2 separate regions of the Homo sapiens genome follow, and region 1 is linked to region 2. A link is a loop called in an ENCODE intact Hi-C map of the cell type or tissue named here. Cell type or tissue: heart right ventricle. All regions are shown on one strand. Each heading gives the region's core, and the rest is flanking DNA. Links, peaks and the distances in the headings are about the cores only. Region 1 overlaps HS3ST4 (heparan sulfate-glucosamine 3-sulfotransferase 4). Region 2 has its middle 27 kb from the start of IL21R.

Region 1 (5,383 bases), core at 299-5,298, 1.5 Mb before region 2:
CTGAGTTGGGAGGTGATCATCCTGAATTATTTTCCTACCAAGCCTACAAAACGGAAGGGCATGATGTTCCCAGGTGGCCTCCCCTCGCCAAATCAGGATATCACTAGGAAGGGGTGAAGGAGTGCTAAGGAGCCAAAATTACAAAAAAATAAATTTCTGCTGTGCCTTCTGTCTTCTTTTGGACCCCTACCCATGCATAGGGGTTCAAATGGATGACTGCACCACATGAAGATGGACTGGGGGCCAGGCAGTCTGTGTCGTAGACATGTAGACAGGAAGTTCATATCCCTAAGCAGGCAGTCCTGTTAACCAAGGAAGGAAAGAAAGAAATACATCTTTGCTGCCTGACATCTCCCAATGGGTAATTAAAATGATGCCACTGCTGATTTTACTACATTCAAAAGTGTTTTAATTTGTATTTAGCCAGAGGCTTTTTAGCAACAGGAACATTTTTACAAATCTAACAAATAATTATAAATAAATAAAGTCTCCACTTCTGCTATTTAGGGGAATGTTTCCTTCAGGTAACACATTTATAAATCCACCCGTTTGACAATATGGAGCTAAAATAACAGTAGAGCTTGAACTGGCTGCTTAAGTGACAGTTGAAATGGCGTGTTTGTCAGCGTAGAAATGAAAAACAATATCATGCAGGGAGGTAATCTAGTCCCAGAGGCACTATGGACTATAAATGTTAAATTACAATAGACCCAGAATATAACCTTGCATAATTCTTGAATAAAGGATATAAGGAACAGAAAACCCAAGGTAGCAAGAATTCATATTAAAGGAAGCCTACACAATTTATAGTTAAGGTGACTTCAGGACTATGGATATGGTACCTCCCAAAATGTACTCGACAACTGGTTCATCAGTAACACTGGCCATCGTAATGAGAAAGGACATTCAGAGAGGCATTGTTATGTGGTTTTGTGCTCACCTCTTCTCTTGGGACTCATTTTGTCCCCAGATCTTTCCAGGTCAGTATGGGTTGAGACCAGTCATGGTTGATTTTCCAATCCGCAGTTCATGGATGATTTCCAATGGAGTTAGGCGATGGCAGATCCCCTTCTCCAGTATAACAGCTGACCTTACCTTGGGGACTAGGGTCAGCCATGAGATTTCTGCTGCAGACGATCATTGTGTCAAAAAACTCATTGGATGCCATTCAGCTCATTCACGTTCAGAGGAATCACATGAGGATCCTGGGTGTGAACCCACACCCACATCTTGCTTTCCTCTCATTTTGGATGAACAAGGCCCTAGGTAGGCAAACCGGGATTATGTACAGACTCAGGGGGAAGTGTTTTTTGCTGGATAAGGAATATGTGAAAAAAATGATGAGGATTATTTTCCAGAAATTTTCCAGGAACTCTTAAGGAATGAAAGAATCTTGTTTTTAAAAAGACTAGGGCATGGGGAGAGAGCAGAGAATAAGAACGCTTTCTCATGTCAGATATGCTGACATTATAGTAGCCAAATGTCTTTAAGATGGGGAGAGCTCAGTGCCTACCTATGGCTATCTATTTGATGGGATATGTGAATATTCCAACCAGGATAGTCCTTTGTAAGGCGCATGTTAGGGTACAGGTCCTATATAACAGATTCACTGAAGAAATATGTGTAAATCATATTTTAAATGCACTGACAGGTCTCACTCTTTAAAAAAAAAATCCTGTTGCATATTAAATACTTCTCTTGGGACTTAAATCGTCACTTTATTTATTTATTTTTTTACTTTTATTTTAGGTTCAGGGGCTACATGTGCAGCTTTGTTTTATGGGTAAATCGCATGTCACTGAGGTTGGGTGTAGGAATGGTCCCATCACCCAGATAGTGAGCATAGTACCCGAAAGGTAGTTTTTGAACCCACCTCCCTCTCCCCCACTTCCCCCTCTTGTAGTCCGCAGTGTCTACTGTTGCCATCTTGATGTCCATGTTTTCCCAGTGAATAACCACTTTAATTGAAAGGAGGCAGCCCAGCATGAAGGTGCAGAGAACGGACCCTGGAACCAGATTGCCTGGGTTAGAACCCCAACTCTGCAGCTTCTCAGCTATGTAAATGTGCTTTGGTTTCCCAGATGCTAAACAGGAATACTAATAGAGAAATATGCTGGAATCGTGTATCCTACTTATTCAGTCGATATTAACGACTACCGCTGCTATTTAACTACATCAAGTTTGCTAAAAGCTATCTTAGCTTTAGTGGGACTACAGTGCAGGCTTCTTCTTATCTTAGTTAGTTTTCCCAGAAGTACTTATCTGACCCGATTCATTCTCTTTATTGCATGCTCTCTCTCTCTTTCATTCAGCATTTACTTATGCACCTGCCATTTGTCAGACATATGTGGCTGGTTCTAACAAAAGGCAAAGATAATAGTTTCAGCTCTCAAGGAGCTCAGTCTAATGGCAGAAAACCAACAAATATAGGATCGTGATTCATATTTGCAGTTCATTCTTCCATCTCTCTGTTACTGGTAAAATTTCCTCAGCATGCTATTTACCCTGGAGTCTTTGGATAATTCCACAGTGTCCTTAGTTGGCTATTTAGGATCTGGGGTGGGTTTATTTCTCACGCTCTGTCTTTAGAACACCAGTCCCTTCTAAGTCTTTTCCTAGACCCGCCCACTCTTGAGATCTATAACTGGGTTTGCGTCCTTCCAGAGAAGCTAGAATAGGTCCAGCCCACTGAGATGGCTCTTAACCACGAATCACTGCAGACTTTCAAAATAAGGCCAACACTCAGCCGAGAAAAGAGCGAAGCCCTTTTTGGGTCACTTTTTTCACTAATCCCGATGAGATGGGGGAGGTGCCACCAGAGAATTCTCTTTTGTGATTTGCCTTCCCTGCCACTAGGTGTCACTGTTCTACATAAATAAAATGAAATCAAATCGGTCTTGGCACTGTGGAATTTGGCCTTTGGTTAAGGGGATCTGGCAGGTTTAGGGACCTCTTCATTTTGAAGTTGTCAGATAACCATCACTGCCACCTAAAGACTGGCTACAGTACAGGAACCGACCCTGAGTAAAAAGTCTTGAAATTAAAGTATCTGACATGTGTAAATCCAGGACTCTGTATATATCCTCCTTGGTATTGATCCTTTAAAAACAGATCTCTAAAGATTAACTTCTTGGAACAAAGATAATATATTTATGGAATGTAGGGAGTGTATCACTTTATTATTTATGTAGCTGTTTGGGAAGATGTATCTGATTTTATGAAGACATCATGAAGAAAGCAAAGGAAATCTCACAAAGGAAGACTTGGCTGTCTTGCTGGTGACCTTCCCTTTGAAAGACAAAAGGAAGCAGAAACTCACAGAGATAACATGTGAAATCACCCATTGGATCTTCCCTTCCTCCATTTTTGTTTTAGAATATTCCCATAATTTTCTACCTTTAAGACAGTTAGTAGTGGTTTCTCAGCCATTATGCATGTTTATCAGGAAAATAAAAACATCCTCTCCACCCTCCGGACTAGCATTCTCATTGAGTGATCTCCAATTTCTGATACACAGGAGACTTCTCTTTCAGTTATTTACATGGTCTTTTTCTTTTCCTGACAATAGGGCTTTGTGTTATATTCTAGTGTTTATAAAAATGCCAGGGTCTCACAACAGTGATCAGTGAATATCGCTCTTCACTGTTTTGTCTATGATAAATTTTTAGCATGAGAGTCTAGGTCAGTCATAAGAGGCTCTAGGATGGATTTTTCTGCCTTGACATGCCCCACTCTTGGAAGAACATCTAATTTTATTGTTGAAGTGATGATCACAAAAGCCAATCAGCACTGCGAACTTTATGTGGCATTGAACTTGAGCTCCATTTTAAGGCAGGTCCAATCCCTTTGCTGAAAAAAGGTTAACACTCCTGGTCAAAAGGAAGAAAGTATAGGCCGAGAAGAAACCATATGTGGAATACTTTTATCATGAAATATTTGTATTAGAAGACAGTGGTTAAGTCCAGAATGATATGGTTGAGTTATACCTTCCATGGCCTGTCAATCAGTGGAAACTAAAATGTTCTTTCTGGTCGATCTCTTCTTACAACACCATAAGGCACCCTTGATCAACAGTATATCACTTTCATACTGATACTCACTGGTGCATGATTGGAGAGTGATAGAGACAGTTCAGATAAGGTTCCTGTCGACAATTTTCCTTAAATCTCTTTGACATAAATGTCCCAAAAATTATTTCTGGGAAGCCTTTTGTTGCAAACAGCTGACAGAGAGTTTCAGTTATGGCAGTAGGAATTTAAAATAGGTTTAGGATTCCTTTGAGCATTTTGAGACGCAACTACTACAATCCAGAAACCCACATGGCATATGGATTCTGTGAAGTCTTTTGGTATCTTGACTGTTCCACCAAAGGGTGTTTCAATAGGTTAAGTTAAATAACTCTCATATTTTATTTTACTCCTAATATCAAATAAGTTGTTGGTCATCACGTAGCTTCCAGCCTAGCTAGTGTTTCTATGCAAATAGTTCTTAGATACTATCATATTATGATGGTAAAGATAATGTAATATCAGTTTCCTGGAATATAAAAGTGATTTTTTTCCATAAAGGGCATTTTACAATGGATCATTAATTCATTTTATGAGGACCTTAATGTTTTGAGCACTGTAAAGAAATAAAGTATCAACCTACTGGGGCCAAAACTGATTCAGCAAAGAATTTAATCACCTACAGAACATCCTCTTATAAGGTATTACACATCCTTACAGCTTGGATCAAATAAACACTGTGGAGTTTTTATTGGTAGAAGCAGCACCCAAATATTACACATGAAAGAGCCTGGGATGCCAAACCCAATCCATGGGCCATCTGTGGTCAAGTAAGCTTATTGGTCTAAGACAGAAGACTCTCATAGTTGGCCAAATGAGATTTGTATTTACTTTACTTTAATTTATATTTGTTTGTTTATTTATTTATTTATTTATTTATTTATTTATTTATTTATTTATGTTGAGACAGAGTCTTGCTCTGTCACCTACGCTGGAGTGCAGTGGTGCGATCTCTGCTCACTGCAGGCTCCGCCCCCCGGGGTTCATGCCATTCTCCTGCCTCAGCCTCCCAAGTAGCTGGGACTACAGGTGCCCGCCACCTCACCTGGCTAATTTTTTGTATTTTTAGTAGAGACGGGGTTTCACTGTGTTAGCCAGGATGGTCTCGATCTCCTGACCTCGTGATCCACCCTCCTCGGCCTCCCAAAGCGCTGGGATTACAGGCGTGAGCCACCACGCCCGGCCACTTTATTTTTTTGAAACAGAGTTTTGCTCTGTCACCCAGGCTGGAGTGCAGTGGCGTGATCATGGCTCATTGCAGCCTCAACCTCCCCAGGCTCAGGGGATCCTCCCACTTCAGCCTCTGGAATAACCGG
Region 2 (5,383 bases), core at 261-5,260:
CACTTCCTTCCTCTGCACCCACTCCTCTACCCTCTCTGTGCAGAGTCGGCCTGACTCTGCTACTAAACTACTTTCACTGAAGCCAGCTCCACCACCCAAGCCAAGTCTCAGTTTCAATCCCTACTACTCTGTGGCACTAGCATCTCCCTCACTCCTGAAACTCGGCCCCTCTTGGTTCTCTGACACTGGCTGTTTGTTCCTGTCCAGTCTCTTTTTCTTTTTTTCTGAGGCAGAGTCTTGCTCTATCACCCAGGCTGGAGTGCAGTGGCGCAGTCTCAGCTCACTACAACCTCCATCTCCCAGGTTCAAACGATTCTCCTGCCTCAGCCTCCCAAGTAGCTGGGATTACAGGCACCCACCACCACCACACCTGGATAATTTTTTTGTATTTTTAGTAGAGACGGGGTTTCACCATGTTGGCCATGCTGGTCTTGAGCTCTTGATCTTGTGATTCGCCTGCCTCGGTCTCCCAAAGTGCTGGGATTACAGGCATGAGCCACCGCACCTGGCTCCAGTCTCTTTTTCCAAGGTCTTCTCCTCTGCCCTCTCTTACACGTTAGGGGTCCGCAGGGCCCATCTGGGGCCCTCCCCATCTCCTCTCCTCTTTCCACAGAGTTAATTACAACCTTCACTAAATCTGTACTGGAGTCGCATGGATCAGGAACTGTGTGGTCCACAGCCCAGCACTGTGCTTGGCACATAGAGCATACTCAATAAACATTTACTAAGTGAATGAATGAATGAATGAATGATGTCTTCTAAATATATCTCCCCAGCTGAGATCTCTTGCCTGAACTCCAGAGTTATACATTCAACTGCAGTTGGGTATGTCTCAGTTTCCACATCTCCCACCCAAACATTTTGCATGTCCTAGCTAGTAGCCATTCCTATCTCGTGTGACATATGTTATTATATATTGTATATATTATTAAGTCTTTTATTTCTTATTTCTCACCAGGTCTCCCATATCTCCCCCAAAGAAAGTAGACTCATGGTGGGCAGAGATTTCAGTTTGGTTGGCTCATTGCCTTATCCCAGGGCCTAGAACAGTGCCTGGCACATAGTAGGTGCTCAATAAATACTTCTTGGCTGGGCACCATGGCTCACGCCTGTCATCCCAGCACTTTGGGAGGCCAAGGCAGGTGGACTGCTTGAGCCCAGGAGTTTGAGACCAGCCTGGGCAACATGGCAAAACTCCATCTCTACAAAAAATACAAAAAGTAGCCAGGCATGGCGGTGCATAACTGTAGTCTCATCTACTGGGGAGGCTTAGGTGAGAGGATCGCTTGAGCCCAGGAGGTCGAGGTTGGAGTGAGCCACGATCACGCCACTGCACTCCAGCCTGGGCGACAGAGACCCTGTCTCTAAATAAATACACAAAAATAAGTAAATAAATAAATACTTCTTGAACAGATGAATGGATCTCCACAGAGACATCCCCACATCTCAGATTCAGTATATCCAAACGAGCTCTTTCTCATCCTCGCCAAACCTCCTCCTTCTGGTTCCTGGTTTTGATTGCTAAAGCAAGAGAGCGGGTGCTCCTCAATTGACTACCTCCTTCCTCCCTGCAGAACTTCCGGTACTGTGAGTCTGTCCCTGGGACCCTGCTCTCCAGCTCCTCTGTTCAGCCATGTCAGCCTCCCTATTGTAACCCCTGGGTTTATGCCGGTAGTGTCTTTATCAAACACTCCCCCATGCCAGGACCAGGACCATCTTTGTGACTGCGTCCTTCCCTGCTCCCTGGGGTCCCTAAGATGATTTTAGGTGGCATGTGGGCATAGTGAGCTGAGAAAACAATTCCTTTTTCAGTTCTCTTTCTCTTCTCCAGATTAGCCTACCACAGGCTGCAGCATCTAGCTGGAAGTTAATCACTCGGTTTTGGTTTCAATGGGCTTGTTTTTACAGTTCCCTTCTATTTACAGTAAAGGATCCTGATCTTTCATGTGTGATGGTGACAATGTTTCATTTGACAATAAAGTGATTTAAACAAAGCGAGGAGGCCAATATGAAGAAAATGTAATGATGGAGAAAAAATGTAAATACGGCAGAAATGACTTGTGTGCATAGGGATGAGAGTTTGGGCAACACTGGCGTACAGGCCCTGTCCAAACCTCTTTGTACCTGGCCCTGGTTCAAAGTGAGAAGTGAGGCTTCTCATGTCTTCAGACACATGACCTGACCCCTCTAGACACCATCATCTGACTACACGCCACCACCCAGCCACAGTTCCCAGCCCACACCATGCAATTTCAACCTCCAAGCCTTTTCTCATGCCTTTCCCTCTGGCAGGCACGCCCCTCCCTACCACTCTTCCGGACGAACCCGGCTATCCTGCCTGCCCTGTATCTACTCTCCCTTCTTCTGACATCACCACCTGGTGGTCCTTGCCGGGACAGCGTCTTCCCACTCGCAGTTCCAGAGAACTGATCTAACTGCCAGAGAACTGATCTAACTCCTAGCTTTCCAACAGGGCACATGACTCAGGCTTGGCCAATCAGAGCATTCCTTTCCCAATCTGAAGATTGGTTCAGGGACAGGCATATGATTAAAACTGACCAATGAGAGCTTTTCCTGGTAGCATCATTGGAACCATTAGGAAAACATGCCTTCTTTCCTTTGGGCTTTGAAAGCTGGTAGGTGGTAGGTCTTGGCTTCTGAGGTCCCTGCTTTTCTTTGGCCACCAATGAGGCTTCCTCAGCTTGCTTGAGAATGAGACTAAAGCCAATACAAAAGAAAGCAGATCCCAGAGTAGAACCTTCCAACCTGAAGAAATTATTTGAGAACCTTGATCTATCCATGCCTGAAACTATATTCATAAACTTCTTATTTATTTTTAAAATGTATTATTATTATTTTAGACACAAGGTCTTGCTCTGTTGCCCAGGCTGGAGTGCAGTGGCACGATTATGGCTCACTGCAGCCTCAAACTCCTGGGCTTAAACGATCCTCCTGCCTCAGCCTCCTGAGTAGCTGAGACTACAGGCACAAGTGACCACGCCTGGCTAATACTTGTATTTTTTGTAGAAATGGTGTCTCGCTATGTTGCCCAGGCTGAATGTTGCCCAGGCTGATTTCAAACTCCTAGTCTCAAGTGATTCTCCTGCCTCAGTCTCCCAAAGCTCTGGGATTACAGGTGTGAGCCACCATGCCCGGCCTAAACTTTGTTTTTAAACAGGCATTTTTGTCACTTACAACCAGAAAGCTCCCTGTGGTTGAAACATAAGCTTATTTATTTATGTATTTATTTGAGATGGAGTTTCATTCTTGTTGCCTGGGCTGGAGTGCAATGGCACTATCTTGGCTCACTGCAACCTCTGCTTCCCAGGTTCAAGGAATTCTCCTGCCTCAGCTTTCTTAGTAGCTGGGATTACTGGCACCCACCACCACGCTCAGCTAATTTTTGTATTTTTTAGTAGAGATGGCATTTTGCCATGTTGTCCAGGTTGGTCTCAAACTCCTGACCTCAGGTGACCCACTCGCCTTGGCCTCCCAAAGTGCTGGGATTATAGGTGCGAGCCACTGCACCCAGTCATAAGCTTATTTTTTATTGAGATAAAATTTATATGACGTAAAATTCACTATTTCAACCACTTAAAAATATATAACTCAGTGGGTTTCAGTGTATTCACAATGTTGTAGTACACACATCTCCACTATGTAATTCCAGAACATTTCCACCATTGCCTCTTCTCTAAAAAAAAACCAAAATCCTTATCCATATCTGTAGGTCCAAATCGTCCTCCCCTGATTCCCTGGCAACTGCTGTAAAATATCATCTTCTCAGGCCCAGTGGCAGCAGGCCTTTCCCCGTGAGTCCTCCCCTCGATGGGGGGCAGAATTGTTCTCTCCTTTGTCCTTGGGCCTCTTCGATCACTTATTGTAATCGTCATTTATTGCAATTGACTACTTGCGCCTGTAGTCCCAGCTACTCAGGAGGCTGAGGCAGGAGGATCGTTTAAGCCCAGGAGTTTGAGGCTGCAGTGAGTCATAATCGTGCCACTGCACTCCAGCCTGGGCAACAGAGCAAGACCTTGTGTCTAAAATTTAATATAAAAATTATTTTTTATATTAAATCATGGAATATTTCAAACATACAGAAAACCTTGTCTCCTGTATGTCTCCTATCATGCCCCTTGATGACAGGGACACAGATTCATTACTTCTTCTGTGCCCCAATCCTCAGCCTAGAGCCCAGCCCAGATTAAGTGTTCAGTAGAAAAACAAAACAAGGCCAGATGGGGTGGCTCACGCCTGTAATCCCAGCACTTTGGGAGGCCAAGGTGGGCAGATCACAAGGTCAGGAGTTCAAGACCAGCCTGGTTAACATTGTGAAACCCCGTCTCTACTAAAGACACAAAAAATTAGCTGGGCGTGGTGGCATGCCCCTGTAATCCCAGCTACACAGGAGGCTGAGGGAGGAGAATCGCTTGAACCCGGGAGGCGGAGGTTGCAGTTAGCCGAGATTGTGCCATTGCACTCCAGCCTGGGCAACAGGGCAAGACTCTGTCTCAAAAAAAAAAAAAAAAAAGGAAAAACAAAACAAAAATGTGAGCAGAGGTTCACTGCAAACATCCCAGTCCTAGGCCAGACCAAGACATAAAGATTCTGACAAATCTCTGTTGACTGGCTGACCGACAGCCTCGGTCAATGTGTCCATGATGGACAATACTCTTGTCTTTGTGTGTGAAGGGCTGGCAGGGAGCAGGGGAGGGACTGAACCCATCACTTCCCACACTCTGACATTTCATTAAACCCAGAATTAAATTTACAGTTGTTTCCCATATCTGGGTACCCCCTAAAATTTCCCCAAGCTGCACCTACTTCAGATGCTTCAAGGTAGCATCGTGGAGAGGAAGGGCAGACCAGTGATCTTGGGCATATTGACTTATTCATAACTTCCATCTGTCCCAGTGGTCCCATCTGTACAAAGGAGCTAAGAATATTAAATACCCCATAGGATCGTCTGAGGATTAAATGAGTGAATACTTGTAAAGCACCTAGGATGGTGCTGGTTCATTTACAAAATCTGCTCAACAGGATGCTTTTGCTGGGGGAACCCAGTGGTGCATGAGATCACTAAGCTGTTGCACATCCTATTTCCTCTGCTTGCAAATAACTCTTTTCTACCCCTCACTTGCTGCTTTACTCCCTTCCATTTCAGCTTAGATACTACCTCCTCCAGGAAGTCCTCTAGCTCCCCAGGCATTGGTTAATGCCTCTCTTCTGGGCTCCTTAACACCAGTACTTCCCCATCAGCACAGGCAGCAATGGTCTCAGCACCTTCAGGTGCACAGTACCTGGCACAGGGTAAGTGCTGAGTGAATGAAAGAACAGGTCGGAATATGCATCAAAAGATGAACAAGAGGTTTGGGTCTTGTCC

Evidence for each region. Peaks named below come from ENCODE experiments on the same cell type or tissue, not always from the same donor. Only the 100,000 strongest peaks of a DNase experiment are listed, where the experiment ranks them.
Region 1: it touches region 2 in a loop (5-fold over the local background); 10 of 110 quality-filtered maps call a loop at or near these places.

The regions. Positions count from the first base shown.
Region 1 is chr16:25,836,053-25,841,435 of GRCh38, forward strand. All of the region lies in intron 1 of HS3ST4 (heparan sulfate-glucosamine 3-sulfotransferase 4), which reads left to right. Among named protein-coding and RNA genes, the nearest start is that of HS3ST4, 150 kb to the left of the region's middle. In heart right ventricle, for the core only: a CTCF peak has its summit at 2,857 (motif pointing right); a DNase peak (open chromatin) is centred at 2,839; H3K27me3 peaks cover 1,389 bases.
Region 2 is chr16:27,372,753-27,378,135 of GRCh38, forward strand. No RefSeq gene overlaps it. Among named protein-coding and RNA genes, the nearest start is that of IL21R, 27 kb to the right of the region's middle. RefSeq lists enhancers at 1,431-1,610, 2,296-2,590, 2,361-2,480. In heart right ventricle, for the core only: a CTCF peak has its summit at 2,387 (motif pointing left); a DNase peak (open chromatin) is centred at 2,379; H3K27ac peaks cover 653 bases.